Linked DNA regions of Homo sapiens: region 1 is linked to region 2. Evidence: read pairs that join two places in POLR2A ChIA-PET (ENCODE). Cell type or tissue: Panc1. All regions are shown on one strand. Each heading gives the region's core, and the rest is flanking DNA. Links, peaks and the distances in the headings are about the cores only.

Region 1 (7,452 bases), core at 1,131-6,130, 170 kb after region 2:
CTTTCCATTTTAAAAGAAGTTAATAATCATTTAATTTCTATGTCTAATTAGAGTCCTTTAATGAATCAGAACTTTCTTTTACAAAAGTCACTAAAGTAGAAGGAATCCTCTCTGTCAACATTAGAATGGAGAATAATTATCCTTTGGTTTGTAAATTTCACCAGGCGATCTCCAACAGCATCTCCAAGCAATGTTCATTTTACTCCGCCCAGAAGACAACATCAGGCTGGTAAGTTAGTGGTGTCATCATAATTTTCTTCCTCAAAAGACTATCTAAGATAGCCAAAATTGAACAGTCATTTTTACATCCCAACACAGTGCTGGGAACTATGTGAAGTAAGAGAGAAGATAATGTGGAGTGTTGTGAAATAATTTGATGGTTTAAGACTGTTGGTAAGCACCAATTTGTAAGTTATTAACTATAATTACAATTGAAGTTCAGAAAATGGAGAAAAACCTTGGGGATTTGACCTAGATTAGGAAGATTTATGTAGTCAGTGGAGCTTGAGCTGACTGTTGAAAGATGATGAGATTTGGATTGGTAGAAAGAAATTATTCTAGATAAGGACTTAACAAGCAAAAACACACATAGGGAAGGACAAGGAGGGAGTGAAATGGCCAAAGATTGATGCTGGCTTCAGACTCAGGAGACGTGGACTTAGGTCTTTACTAATCATACGATACTGGACAAGTTACTTTACCCTGTCTGTGCCCATTTCCTCATCTCCTGACTACCTCTCACGTTGAGAGGGTCAACTGGACATGAAAACATACTGCATAGTGCAAAATGCTGTCTAAGTATGGGGATTATTATTATGATTATTGGGAAGATAGAGACTAGAAAACAAGGCAGGCAAATATGGATTTAGTGCTGTAAACTGGAGGTCTCAAACTGGCAGTGTATAGGCCAGAGATACATTTTGTTTGGATCACAGTGTTTTTTTAAAAAAACATAAGCCAGAATTTTAAAGTTAGGTGAGATCTAGCATGGGTTCTTAATTTACCATAATCCTCTTTGTGAGACGGAGTCTTGCTCTTTTGCCCAGGCTGGAGTGCAGTGGCACAATCTCGGCTCACTGCAACCTCCACCTCCCAGGTTCGATCGATTCTCCTGCCTCAGCCTCCCGAGCAGCTGGGACTACAGGCGCACACTACCATGCTCAGCTAATTTTTGTATTTTTAGTAGAGATGGGGTTTCACCGTATTGGACAGGCTGGTCTCGAACTCCTGACCTCGTGATCCACCCACCTTGGCCTCCCAAAGTGCTGGGATTACAGGCGTGAGCCACAGTGCCCAGCCCCTATTGTCTTCTTAAGTCAAGTGTCACCATTTGTCATCATTCCTGCACTGTTGTAGTAATACCTCCAATAAAACTAGGAAAACAAAACTGAGATGACCATATTTCTTTGTGGAAATTGGAAAGTATTTCTACCCATTCAATATTCACGTGGCTTACTTTCCTTATTTACATTTCCCATCTGAGCCTCTCAGGGGTGTCCAATCATTTGGCTTCCCTGGACCACACTGGAAAAAGAAGAATTGTCTTGGGCCACATATAAAATACACTAACGATAGCTGATGAGCTTAAAAAAAAAATCACAATATCTCATAATGTTTTCAGAAAGTTTATGAATTTATGCTGGGCCACATTGAAAGCCATCTTGGGCCACGGGTTGCACAAGCTTGCTGCCTGCTCTAGATTACTAACTAAAGGTAGTACCTCTCCCTTTTCAATAAGCACTTGTGAAACATTACAGGTTTTTGAGCCAAAGAATGCCGTGGGACAGCTATAGTAGTTAGGGAAGATTCCTCAGAAGCTAATACAGAATAGAGAGGAGGAAAAGATCATTTTAAATCAGGGAGGCCTGCTAGGGTAGTTATTGCAGTAATCTAGGTATGTGGTAATGAGTCCTTTGATTAGAATATATAAAAATTTAAAGGAATCTTTTCATAGTTATTTTATATCTTAATTTTAATTTTTTAAATGTTTTATATCCTAACCAAAAGTAACATTATACATTTATATAAATCTTGTCTGTATTTCTTGATATATTTCTTTCTTAAATAATTATCTAAGGCCAGGCACAGTGGCTCATGCCTGTAATCCCAACACTTTGGGAGGCCGAGGTGGGCAGATCATTTGAGGTCAGGAGTTCAAGACCAGCCTGGCCAACATGGTAAAACCCTGTCTCTACTAAAAATACAAAAATTAGCCAGGTGTGTTGGCACACACCTGTAGTCCCAGCTACTCAGGAGGCTGAGGCAGGAGAATCACTTGAACCCAAGAGGCGGTGGTTGCAGTGAGCCGAGATTGTGCCATTACACTCCAACCTGGATGACAGAAGAAGATTCTGTCTCAAAAAATAATAATAATGTTATTATTATTATTTAAAAGGGAACGGGGGGGATGCTATTCTTACAGTATTAATAATCTGGAGTGATTGGGGTGTGGTGGCTCATGTCTGTAATCCTAGCACTTTGGGAGGCCAAGGCAGGAGGATCGCTTGAGCCCAGGAGTTCAAGACCAGCCTAGGCAACATGGCAAAACCCTGTCTCTACAAAAAGTAAAAAATTGGCTGGGCATAGTGGCATGCCAGCTACTCGGGAGGCTGCAGTGGGAGTATTGCTTGAGCCTGGCAGGTCAAGGCTGCAGTGAGCCATGATCACGCCACTGCCCTCAACCTGGGCAACAGTGCAAGACCCTCTAATAATAATCATCATCATCATCTGAAGCAATGATTCTCCAACTTTAAAGTATATCAGAATCACATGGAGAGCTTTGTTAAATCACCAATTGGTGGACTCCACATGCAGAGTTCGATTAGTAAAGGGGAAGCAGAGATAATTTGTATTTTTAAGCCAGTTTCGAAACACTGCTGATGCTGCTGATCCAGGAATCACACTTGGAGTACACCTCTTTGAAAACCCATAACAACAGTCACTTGCACATACTGGATGCCCAATAAATATTTGCTGATAGCTTTCAACATTTGTGTGTTTTGGTAAAGCTAAAGCTTTAAAGAGATCTAACATCACTTTATCGTTTTCTCATTGATAACCTTCTGGAATTTGGTTTGAACCTCTAAATATTAAAATAATTTTAACTACATAGAGACTTGGAAGAACATGAAGGAAGCAGTTACAAAGGCAGAGCTGGCAATTCTTTTCTTACTAAAATATGCATCTTCAGCTGCTTTACATTTATAAAATATAAATTCAGAAAATGTAACTGATGCCTCTGAATTCAAAGTTCAAATGACAAGCCGTTTTACAGTTGTTTTGAGTTGTTACAAACACATAGTCATTATGTTTCAGCTTATTGAGTGAGTCATCTTCAAGAAAATGAGTCAATGCATTGTATGACTTTGGACAAATTAGCACTTCTGTAACTGAAAGGAGCATTTGTAGACTCAAAGCAAAGGCTTTTGTTTTGAGTTAAATTTGTAATGCTGAAACTCTGAAGATTTGTGCAGAAGGTTAAAAGTTTGATAGTCAACTGAAAGTCTTGTTTTTTTTTTTTTATTTTTTATTTATTTATTTATTTTTTTGAGACAGAGTCTTGCTCTGTCGCCCAGTCTGGAGTGCAGTGGCTCGATCTTGGCCCATTGCAACCTCTGCCTCCCGAGTTCAAGTGATTCTCCTGTCTCAGCCCCCCGACTAGCTGGGATTACAGGCCCATGCCACCATACCCGGCTAATTTTTTGTATTTGTAGTAGAGACAGGCTTTCACCATGTTGGCCAGGCTGGTCTTGAACTCCTGACCTCAAGTGATCTGCCCATCTCGGCCTCCCAAAGTGCTGGGATTACAGGCATGAGCCACCGCGCCCGGCTGAAAGTCTTGACTTCATTTTTTAAATAACCCAACCAAACCACACATTTTGCTTTAGCATTGAAAATAAGCCGGGCACAGTGGCTCACGCCTATAATCCCAGCACTTTGGGAGGCCGAGGCGGGTGGATCACGAGTTCAGGAGATCGAGACCATCCTGGCTAACACGGCGAAACCCCGTCTCTACTAAAAATACAAAAAATTAGCCGGGCGTGGTGGCAGGTGCCTGTAGTCCCAGCTACTCAGGAGGCTGAGGCAGGAGAATGGTGTGAACCCGGGAGGCAGAGCTTTCAGTGAGCCGAGATCGTGCCACTGCACTCCAGCCTGGGCAACAGAGCGAGACTCTGTCTCAAAAAAAAAAAAAGAGAGAAAATAGGACAAAGCCAATCTTTTCCTCCAGGGAAGCTCTGTGTTCCAAATACAGGCATCAAGCATTAACTGTAGTACTTAGAAAAACTGTAGCTAGTAAAATAAAGAAAGTGGTTTTATAGTACTCTTGCACGTTACCAAAGATCAACCATTTAATTAAAACATTAATCTGAGAAATTAAGAATTTTCAGGACATTTGAAGTAATTTCAATTGATGTTCTTAACTAAAGCTGAAGTGTTGATAAGGTACAAAGAGGTCTTTTTTGAGTATTTTGCAGGAGAATTCAAGAAAATGAGAAGTTTTATGATTTTGGTTTTCATCATATGTTGCTTTCTAAAATGGAAATTGGTTCATTTTTTCTAGCTATAAATGTATTATGTGGGGTTTTTTTTTCTCCCAAACAATGCAAAAAGGTATAAATAAAATAAAAATCACTCTGTATTCTACATTCTGAGAAAATCGTTCTCAGCAATTTGGATAAGTATCCTTCCACTCTTTTTTTAAATATGTATATATGAGAGAGAGAGTGTGTGTGTCTATGTGTGTGTGTGTGTCTGTGTGTGTGTGTGTGTAAAGAGTGAGAGGAAGAGCATTGTTTTGTTTCTACGAAAATGTGATAAAAATAGAAATACCTTTTTGTAACCTACTTTCTTCATAGTTTATCATGGATATCTTTCCATGTCAATAAATAAATCATGGTTTTTAATGGCTACACAGAATATAATTCATATTTAAGAATTTCATACAGACTGATTTAAAAAAAAATTCAGAGACTTCCTGAAGCTCTAATCTTTTTCTTTTGAAGACAGTGTTCTTTAGTTTACTAGTGTCACAAGTGAAGCCTGTTTTAATTTTGGCTATTGATTTTGCTTCATTCTTTTGACTAGCATTTAATATTTACCTACTTTTGGAACCTTTCTCTCTGATGGATTGGGTGAACTGCCTGTCTTAGACATTGGGCCTTTATAATGTAGTTTACTGGGGGTAATTAATTTCTTTTCACCAAGAGTCTTACATCATGCACACAGGGGCATGCATGTAAGACTCTTGGTGTAAAGAAATTAAGTCTTTTTTTTTTTTTTTTTGAGACAGAGTTTCACTCTTTTGCCCAGGCTGGAGTACAATGGCGCAATCTTGGCTCACCACAACCTCCGCCTCCCAGGTTCAAGCGATTCTCCTGCCTCAGCCTCCTGAGTAGCTGGGATTACCGGCATGCGCCACCACGCCTGGCTAATTTTTTGTATTTTTAGGAGAGACCGGGTTTCTCCATATTGGTCTGGCTGGTCTTGAACTCCCGACCTCAGGTGATCTGCCCGCCTTGGCTTCCCAAAGTGCTGGGATTATAGGCGTGAGCCACTGCACCCAGTGGTGAAAAGAAATTAAAGGCAAAGTTACAGTTTAAGCTTAAGGAGGAGTATTTCCTGATGTTAGATGATGCTGAGGAGAGAAGCTCTTTTTTTTTTTTTTTTTTTTTTTTGAGATGGATCTCGCTTTGTCACCCAGGCTGGAATGCAGTGGTGTGTTCTCGGCTTATTGCAGCCTCTGCCTCCTGGGTTCAACTGATTCTCACGACTCAGCCTCCTGAGTAGCTGGGATTACAGGTACATGCCATGATGCCCTGCTAATTTTTGTATTTTTAGTAATACTCCCACTGCAGCCTCCCGAGTAGCTGGCATGCCACTATGCCCAGTTTGTAAACTGCTTGTAATTAGGTTAAACATTTAAATTGGATGCCGAGGGAATAGCATTATTCTTTAATAGATGAGCTTTGAAAACAGATTGGGTTCTTCAGGAATAAAGAGGCAGGGGATGACTTCTCAGACCTACTTCAGTCCTAAGATTGCTGGATCCAATTCACCTGTAACTTGTAATAGGATTCCACATTTAGGCAGTAAATGTAGTTTCTTGGAAATATAATCTTAGTTACTATTGCTGCCAAGTTTTAAAGTCCAGAATAATTGTTTTGTTTAGACAATTAAAATGGACTTCAGTAGTGTCCTTTTCAAGGAGAACTTTAGTTGATAAATCAAATGCATCTCAATTATTGTCTTATTCCAGTCATTGATTTCAATATAGGTTCTGGAGACTGAAGAAACATTGGAAATGCTGTCCTTTTCAAAATTAGGATATTATGTACAAAATTGCCATTTTAAATTTATTTGATTGTGTTAATAAATTATTAGATTTTGCTTAATCTTATCTCCAACAGAGGAATACGAAATAAACCTTAAACCAGGATGGGCGTTAGACTTTTCCTTATGGCTGCGGCACATAGATTTTTAATTCCTTAACCTAGAATCTTGAAGCTTAAAAGGAACTTTTTTTTTTTTTTGAGAGTCTCACTTGCCCTGTCGCCCAGGCTGGAGTGGAGTGGCGTGATCTCAACCTACTGCAACCTCCTCCTCCTGGGTTCCAGCAATTCTCCTGCCTCAGCCTCCTGAGTAGCTGGGATTATAGACACATGCCACCACACCCAGCTAATTTTTTTTGTATTTTTAGTAGAGAGAGGATTTTGCCCTGTTGGCCAGCTGATCTCGAACTCCTGACCTCAAGCGATCCACCTGCCTCAGCCTCCCAAAGTTTTGGGATTACAGACGTGAGCCACTGCGCCCGGCCTAAAAGGAACTTTAATTAAAGTCTTGGGTTTATCCCCTCACATTTCAGAATTTTTTCTTCAAAGATTTTTATCTCATCCTTCTAATTAGGATATAGGTGTTGAATCAATACTGTAGGTACTGTCTAGAGGCCTGTGATCAAATTCCAGGAACTCTTAAGTGCTATTCTTCCATTTAAGAAGCTTAAAATTGACCAGTCTGGACAACATGGTGAAACCCCATCTCTACCAAAGATACAAAAAATTAGCCAAGCATGGTGGCGGGCACTTGTGGTCCCAGCTCTTTGGGAGGCTGAGGTGGGAAGATTGCTGGACCCCGGGAGGCAGAGGTTGCAGATCACACCACTGCATTCCAGCCTGGGTAACAGAGTGAAACACAAAAACAAAAAAGAAGCTTAAAATTGAATGGATCTGAGATATGCATGTTATTCAAGCCTAAGTCAGTATTAAATGTCTGGGGCCCTTCTCATTAGGTTTGGGAACTTCTGTTACAGTTTGAGTAAGCAAGGGAGAGCCAAACATTTGAAATGCTTTTGATATTATAAAATAAACTTTAAAGAGACATCTGGCCGGGCGTAGTGGCTCGCACCTGTAATCCCAGCACTTTGGGAGGCCGAGGCGGGTGGATCACAAGGTCAAG
Region 2 (8,064 bases), core at 1,233-6,232:
ACAGATTTTAGATTTATGGTATCAGTATTCCAGATCTCCAAACAAGTTCACACAGACCCCAGTAGATGCCTGTGTGACACTTGTCAGTATCCTCACTCACATGTCAGAGTTTAATCAAATCTGGTTTTTCCTGGGACTTGCTTACTGCTAAAAGGCTAAAGACGTTCTTTTGTTATTATTCGATTTTAAAATTTATTTTTGTTTAATTTTTTAAACTAGGTAAGACATTTACAAAGTTCAAAAGTCAAAACCTCATAAAGGGTATATAATGAAGTCATCCTCTACTTTCGTACCCTGGCCATCCAGTTCTCCTCTTCACAAACAATATTAATAGTTTTCTTTGTCTCTTTGCATGCATAGACATGCAAGCATACACACACACATTCTTCTCTTTTACACTAATGGTGACATACTATATACAATATTGCATATTTTGCTTTTTTTTTTTTTACCTATTCTGCTTTAGAAATATTTCCATATTAGTACATCAAAAACTTCCTTGTTTTTATTTATTTCAGATAATATTCCATTATATAGATACACCATAATGTATTTAACCAGTCTCCAGGATATCGTTATTATAATAAATGCTGCAATGAGTAACATTGGGAAAATGTCATTTAACATAATTATAATCAATTCCTAGAAATAGAATTGCGGGCCCAAAGGGAATAGTTTTATTTTTAATAGACATAAAGCTAGGATGGGACCCAAGGTCCTATCCTAAAACCAAACCTGAAAAAAAAAATAGTACCGACCAATATCCCATGCAAGAAGTCCATGCCTAAACTCCAGGTTTTTTTCTAGGATCAGGCCAATGACTATCATAAACACCTATGATTTAGTATCTATTCCTACTGCCTATGAGGAGAGTTCTGATTTCAACTGGGCCTGCACTCTGTGCAGAGATCAACACAGACTGATTTCTGCAGGCGACCTTCCTGCACTTCATATGGTTTATGAGAAAAAGCCGTTGTCAAAAGCAGCTTATTCTTTCCTGCAATTTTCTTTTCAGAGGAACTCTTTTCTTTGGCAATAATCAGGGGGTCTTATTCACAAGGGTCTCTGCTAATCTCTTGCCCTGGGCAGGGTAATTCTTCCCTATGACTTGGCAGTTCCCCGATCTTTCATTTCTTCCTTGATGCTCTCCTATTTTGGGTCTCTAGTCTCTTGCTTTTGTTAGTTAGGGCTAAATTCTTGTCCTGAATCTTCCCTTTGGCCTAAAGCTTAGAGACCCAAGGTGTTTCTCTTTGGCCTCCATAAAGACACAAAGCATCCTAGGCAAGGGACACTACAAGGGGACAGCCTTGTGGCTATCTCTGAAGCCCTACCTCAAAGTTGAGCTTCCGCTCACCAGCAAGCTGCTCTTTAAGTTATGGTTGGCTTGGATTTCGGGCAACCAACACTCTTGATTGTAGGAGGCATTCCTTGATTACTGAAGTCCCTAGATTACTAAGATCCTCCTTTAGCTTTTGGGAGTTTCTCACCCCAGTGGTTCTCATGACACCTCCCAATTATGGTTTAGTAGGTAAGACCCCTTGTATTGACCATCTCTCTAGAATCTCTGTCCGTTGAAGCAATTTCTGAATTCATCTCCAAAATCCTTTTCCTAAGATGGAAACTAGTTTAGAGAAATGTTCATTTCTTTGAGAAACATCTCTTTTTAGACACTCTCACTCCTCTGTTCTCTGGCTCTGGGGCATTGCTATTTTATGGCTAGAATCTTTTGAAACACTTCTACTCTTATCCCTTTACTTATTTCCTGACATTGCTCAACCTGTAATCAGCTCTGAGCTACCTCTATTAGCATTCTATAAAGTCCCACTTTTCTAGGTTATTTTCCATGATGCTGGATGAGAGGGACTGAAAAGTCTGCCAATTTTTCTCCCCATCCAAGGGAACGGGGAGGATTCTGCAGGCCCATGACCAATATTCGACAGGGCTTCTTCCAAGAATTTCCTGGTGGGAACTGAGTTTTTTTTTTTTTTTTTGAGGTGGAGTCTTGCTCTGTCGACCAGCCTGGAGTGCAGTGGCACGATCTCAGCTCACTGCAACCTCTGCCTCCTGGGTTCAAGCAATTCTCCTGCCTCAGCCTCCCAAGTGGCTGGGACTACAGGCACAAGCTGCCACGCCCAGCTAATTTTTTGTATTTTAGTAGAGATGGGGTTTCACCTTGTTGCCCAGGCTCATCTCGAACTCCTGAGTTCAGGCAATCTGCCCGCCTCGGCCTCCCAAACTGCTAGGATTACAGGCATGAGACACCGCACCCAGCCGGGAACTGAATTTTATGTGAGCACCTTGTCTTCTGCCTCCATGAGGGTTCCCCCAAGGCGCTTGGCAACCTCCCTATGGTGTTGGCTACTGAACTGTGGGTGACCGAGAAGAAAGGCAGACTAGGACAAAATGTGTAATTGGGCTTCTCTCATCTTTAACAATTTTATGGATTCAAGGATCTTGAGGGGTAGGTACTACCTCTGCTGTACCCAAAATTAACTGAGTTTTTAGTACATGTCAAGGGTTTAGATCAGGGAAGAAGAGCCCTAGAGAGTTATTCAGGTGATATTCTTCTCAGAGAGTTTTAATCATTGGTATAACTGTTTCTCCAAAGAATAGGGAATGAATCTCTTTGAAAGATTATACCTGAGGTTTACAAGCTTTCACTTAGCTCCTTCTAGGCAGCTTCTCTCATCATAGTGCACTTAATCAATTAGAATACAAAATGACCTTGTTACAGTGTGAGGACATCTTGTGGTCAGAATGCTATATAGGAAATTAATTGCAAATATAAGACCATCACTCACTTTACCCCCAGTTCAGCCTGGTAGTTCTTAATTTTAGGTATCTCTAGCCTTCCTTGATATCAATCTAGGTTCCTCTTCTAATACTAGAGCTAAATCTTTCAGTTCTCTTATTTATTAAAGAAGGAATAGAGCTCTTTACTTGCGAGGAAATAGGCTCTTTTCACAATCATCTGACACCTAACTTTGTAGTCTCAGCATTCTAAGTAACAGCGATCTTTCTGCACTTGTCTTTCTTTCCTGGCATACATCCCCAGACAAATGTTCAAGGGATGCTTTTCCCTCCTTTCTTACTCAGTGTCTTCTTTTCTTCAGATGCCTTTCTGAAGTTGCTTAGTTTCTCTAAAATATCTGCCTTTTGCTGTTCAAACCTTCATTCTGTAAGGAAATAACAGAACTCCACCTCTTTGCACACATACAGTGATCATACTACCTGATACACACGTTAGCATCTCTAAAACCTAATTTACTTTCATAGTCCAGGTCCCAAATCAAGCTACACAGATTTTTTTTGTTAAGTGTTTTTGTGGCAGGGGCTGGGGGAAGTTGATGGTTGTATTTAAACCACAGATAGCTCTCATATATTGGTCTGAGGAGAGAAATAAATAACTAGAATGCTACAGTTTTAAAGACTGTAAAACTAATATGTAAGGTGATTTACAAGTGAATGGAGGTCAAAAGAATTGCATGCTTTCAGCACACACAGAGTTAACCTTGCAGTATCTCCTTGTTTTGCCAGCCTGCTGTTACCTCATGAAGTTAACAGGACTGATCTTTTAAAAACTCCTACACAGGGCTGGATATGTTGGCTTATGCCTGTAATCCCAGCACTTTGGGAGGGAGCAGGAAGATCACTTGAGCCGAGGAGTTTGAAATCAGCCTGGGCAACAGGGAGACCCCATTTCTACCAAAAAAAAAAAAATCAAAAAATTAGCTGGGCGTGGTGGCACATGGCCTGTAGTTTCAGCTACTCAGGAGACTGAGATGGAAGGATCGTGTGAGCCCTGGTGATGGAGTTTGAAGTGAGCCGATATGGCACTACTGCACTCCAGCCTGGGCAACAGAGCGAGACCTTGTCTCTAAAAATAAAAATAAAATAAATAAAACTACACAGAACAGGAGGGAAATCAGCAGCTAACTTAATAGCAGAAGCCTAACCCAAAATGGAAAATAATAGAATATTTGGTTTGCCTAAGGAGAGAGAAACCAGCCTCTCTATGAATTTCCATTTCAGTTCTCCTCAGCCATTTAATTAGCAACTAGACACATAACTCCAAGAGCTTCTCTTTTGTGCCCTGATATTCTAGGTCTAGAAGTTCTGAGATGCTGTTGCCATTTTTTTCTCATTGTTCTTTTCATGGGTTTTCAGACAGGAGTGAACATCTACCTCTGGCTCCTTGGCTTTTCCCTGTCTGTATAAACTTGTTTATTAACTTGTTGTTTTTTGTGGATGATTACTTCTCAGAATCTGTCATAGTACCTAACTTGGTGTGCATTTTGCACTATATAGGTGTTGATCAAATACAAGTAGCAGCCCTCTATGTAAACCGAATAACTTGTACATATGAATGACTGCTTTTGCATCTCACTGGAGATAACCCCACTTTGCTTTTGGTAGTTTTGCTATCAGTTGCTAGTTTAGGAATCCAAGCATTAGTTAGGAATGTTTCTGTGAGAAAACATAATTCAATATCTACACATAAATTTCTAAATGATCTTTGTACTGCTTGTTTTCAGTTAATTGATTTTTCTAAACTGGTTTCAAATTCTTCCAGCATATAGTCTCCTTTGCTCCCTTATTTCTTTTCTTTCTTTTTTTTTTTTTTTTGAGATGGAGTTTCACTCTGCCACCCAGGCTGGAATACAGTGGCACGATCTAGGCTTACTGAAGCCTCCGCCTCCTGGGTTCAAGCGATTCTCCTGCCTCAGCCTCCTGAGTAGCTGGGACTGCAAGGCACCCACCACCATGCCTGGCTAATTTTTTGTATTTTTAGTGGAGACAGGGTTTCACCATGTTGACCAGGCTGGTCTCGAACTCCTGACCTCAGGTAATCCGCCCGCCTCAGCCTCCCAAAGTGCTGAGATAACAGGCGTGAGCCTCCATGCCCAGCCTGCTCCCTCATTTCTGATATTTGTAAATTTATTGTTCTTCATCTTCTGGTAGTCTTTAGAAGACACTAATTTTTAATTAATCACAATTAGACTTTGTTTCAGGTTCCATTGCTATTTTCTCTGCAGCTTCAACTATTTCTGTCTTTTATAGGTTAAATTAATGAAACCAAACCCCATTTGGGTTCAGTGAAATCTGTGATAGGAATTAAGGTCAGCAAAGTCTTCTTCCCCTTCAAGGAATGATTTTTTAGAGTATTTGTGATTTATTCTTGGTATCCATGATTCTTCCTTAAACTAGGGTTAGAAGTTCCTTAGAGCCCTGACAAATGATACAGTGCATTTTTACTCTCAGCAAATTATCTGCCAGGAAGAGGTTGAATCCCAAGTCCTCCCTCTTTATTTTATAGACTGGATAGGAAACTGGGTTGTAAAGCTTTCCTGCTGGGGATCTCTAATTTCCAAATTGAGTTTAAACTGCTGATTCTCTTTCTTCCCTCCAAGCTCTGATGTTAAAATAAATGTTATCTCTCCACACAGCTGCAGTGATTTAATTGTTGTGCTGTATCAATCTTAAGTTGCAGAAATTACTTTACACTTCTTTTAATTGTAGACTTACCATTTTAGAATATTAAGTCTGTTTTTGTATCTGAGTCAAATATGTATAATAGAGAAGACATTTATCTCTTATTTCAATTTGGTTGTAGAGAAACTGTTTCTTCAGTGCCTGGAGAAGTCATTGGAATTTGGAAACCCACTGCTTAACTGTTTTCATAGGAGTGATATGATTCCACCATTCTAGTTTTAATGCAGTGATTTAAGTGCTATATACAGAAGCAAATACTTTGGACCAGTGGCTCTGAAACTTTAATTTATATCTGAATTACCTGGAGGGCTTGTGAAAAACACATTTCTGGGCACTACACTAGATTTTTATTTGGTAGATCAGGGGTGGGGCCCAAGAATTTGCATTTCTAGCAAGTTGTCAGGTGATTCTGCTGGTCTGGAGACCACACTGAGAATCACTGCTTAGAGGATTTTTTTCTCTCATTTCAGAAACATGCCCTTTTAGGGAAGCTGATTATATTAGAAAAAGAGAAGGGAAAAAATTCAAAAACAAAAAACAAACAAAACTACCTCAAGGAGATGACAGCGTTGTTTCTTTTTTTTTTTTTTTAGTAAGTATTCAGATTATCTCTGTGTGAGGGTGTGAATTTGCAACTACAAGTAATGTGGCATTTGTATGGGATCTGAGATGTGATCAAGTGAACATTCAAAGAATGATAAGCAAAATCTTTAAATCTTATCACCGTTAGTTGCAATAGAAGACTTAGAAAGACAAGGAGAGATATTGTGAAAAAGTATGAGTATATCTATAAGAGACCTGAATTAAAATCTCTACTCTACCACTTAGACTTCATTTATATGAATTTGGAGTGTGTAACCTTACTGGGTTCTTTTAGTATTTTTTTAATCTATCTATCTATTTATTTATTTATTTATTTATTTATTTATTTAGATGGAGTTTTGCTGTTGTTGCCCAGGCTGGAGTGCAATGGCGCAATCTTGGCTCACTGCAACCTCTGCCTCCTGGGTTCAAGCAATTCTCCTACCTCAGCCTCCTGAGTAGCTGAGATTACAGGCGCCTGCCATCACGCCCAGCTAATTTTTTGTATTTTTAATAGAGATGGGGTTTCATCATGGTGGCCAGGCTGGTCTTAAACTCCTGACCTCAGGTGATCCACCCACCTCGGCCTCCCAAAGTGCAGGGGTACAGGCGTGAGCCACCGCGCCCAGCCTAGTATTGAATGAGATAAGAAATCTGAAATGCTTTACCTATGGTAGCTGTCCATCAAAGTTACTTTCATAGAAGCTGGCATCCTCAGTTGCTTTTGTACACTCAGGAATCTTTTCAAAGTTTAAGGGTGATAAATTTTATCCAAAGTAATTACTCGTAAAATAATTGGATCCCAACAATTACACCCCTGTGCATCTGTAGAAGTGCAGACATAGAAGATGTGGGACTTACTCTCCAAGCACACAAAATCTACTTATAGATTTAGGATTCTTTCTTTTGAAGTACCAGAATACCATATTAAAAGTGAGATAATGTTTAAGATGAGAAGGCCAGGAGCAAGGCAATTATAGACTTGATACAGTGATTAATGCAGTTGTCAAGGTTCTGAGTTCTGTCTGTCTGCTCTACCATCTTTAACTTGCTTCCTTTTGTCCTTGGGCCTCTCTTTTTGAGGTCACAAAATGGCTGTCACAGCTCTAGATATCAAATCTGCATAACTGCATCCAAAGGCATAGAAAGGGCAGTTTGTTTTCTCAAATCTCCTTTGTCATGGTGGAAAACTTTTCCCACAAGCCACAGCAGACTTGTCCTCAAGCCTTGAAGACCAGTATTAAGATGTATGACTGTTCTGGGCTTCAGGGAGGCTAAGCTGAAAAGGCAGGTACTTGGCATTGTTAGCCTGAGTACTGGACTGGTAGGTAAAAGAGGTTAGAGATGACTGTTGGGTAGACAACAGAAACAGAAGCCACAGGGAGACAAGACTGCACAGATTAGAGAACAGTTCTGGGCAATTTATCATTAGGCTGAATTGTGTGCTCTAGGCCAGGAGTTGGCAATCTTTTTTTGTTGTTGTTGTTAAGGACCAGTTAGTAAATATTTCAGGCCTCCCCTAAAGATGCCAAAAGCCACATATGGTCTCTGTTGCACATTCTTTGTCCTTTTTTTTAAAAAAAAAACAATCCTTTTTAAAATGCAAAAGCCATTCTTAGCTTGCTGGCTGTATAAAAACAGACCATGGGCCACATTTGGCCCACAGGCTATAGTTTGCCAACCCCTGCCTACATAAGGAAGGTTCAGAAGGGATCTCCTACTTCAGTGGGGCTGAAGTAATCATTTTGAAGCCTCCTGAAATTCTGGGATTTGACTGGTGCTTTGAAGGATGGGTGAGATTTGGACTGAGAGATGTGTTCCTTCTAAAGGGCACAGTGAGAGGAGAAACAAGCCTATGATACTTACCATAACACAGTTGTGTGTTACGTGCAATGAGTGAAGAGCAGCAATACCTTTGCAAATGAAATAGGCTAATTGCAGGCCAGAGTTAGGGAGTAATGTGGCATGAGTATCTTGACTCTCTTAGCC

What was found. ChIA-PET counts read pairs that join two places held together with the same protein. Peaks named below come from ENCODE experiments on the same cell type or tissue, not always from the same donor. Only the 100,000 strongest peaks of a DNase experiment are listed, where the experiment ranks them.
Region 1: POLR2A ChIA-PET joins it to region 2 with 10 read pairs; 6 of 35 experiments call an interaction of 5 or more read pairs at or near these places.

The regions. Positions count from the first base shown.
Region 1 is chr17:29,688,236-29,695,687 of GRCh38, reverse strand. It overlaps SSH2 (slingshot protein phosphatase 2), which reads left to right. Exons shown (of 16, transcript NM_001282129.2): 5 at 165-229. Among named protein-coding and RNA genes, the nearest start is that of SSH2-AS1, 52 kb to the right of the region's middle. In Panc1, for the core only: no CTCF peak of the experiment used is centred there; a DNase peak (open chromatin) is centred at 3,337.
Region 2 is chr17:29,862,665-29,870,728 of GRCh38, reverse strand. The region is part of intron 1 of SSH2 (slingshot protein phosphatase 2); the gene reads left to right. Among named protein-coding and RNA genes, the nearest start is that of SSH2, 64 kb to the left of the region's middle. In Panc1, for the core only: CTCF peaks have their summits at 2,608 and 2,808; no DNase peak of the experiment used is centred there; H3K27ac peaks cover 258 bases.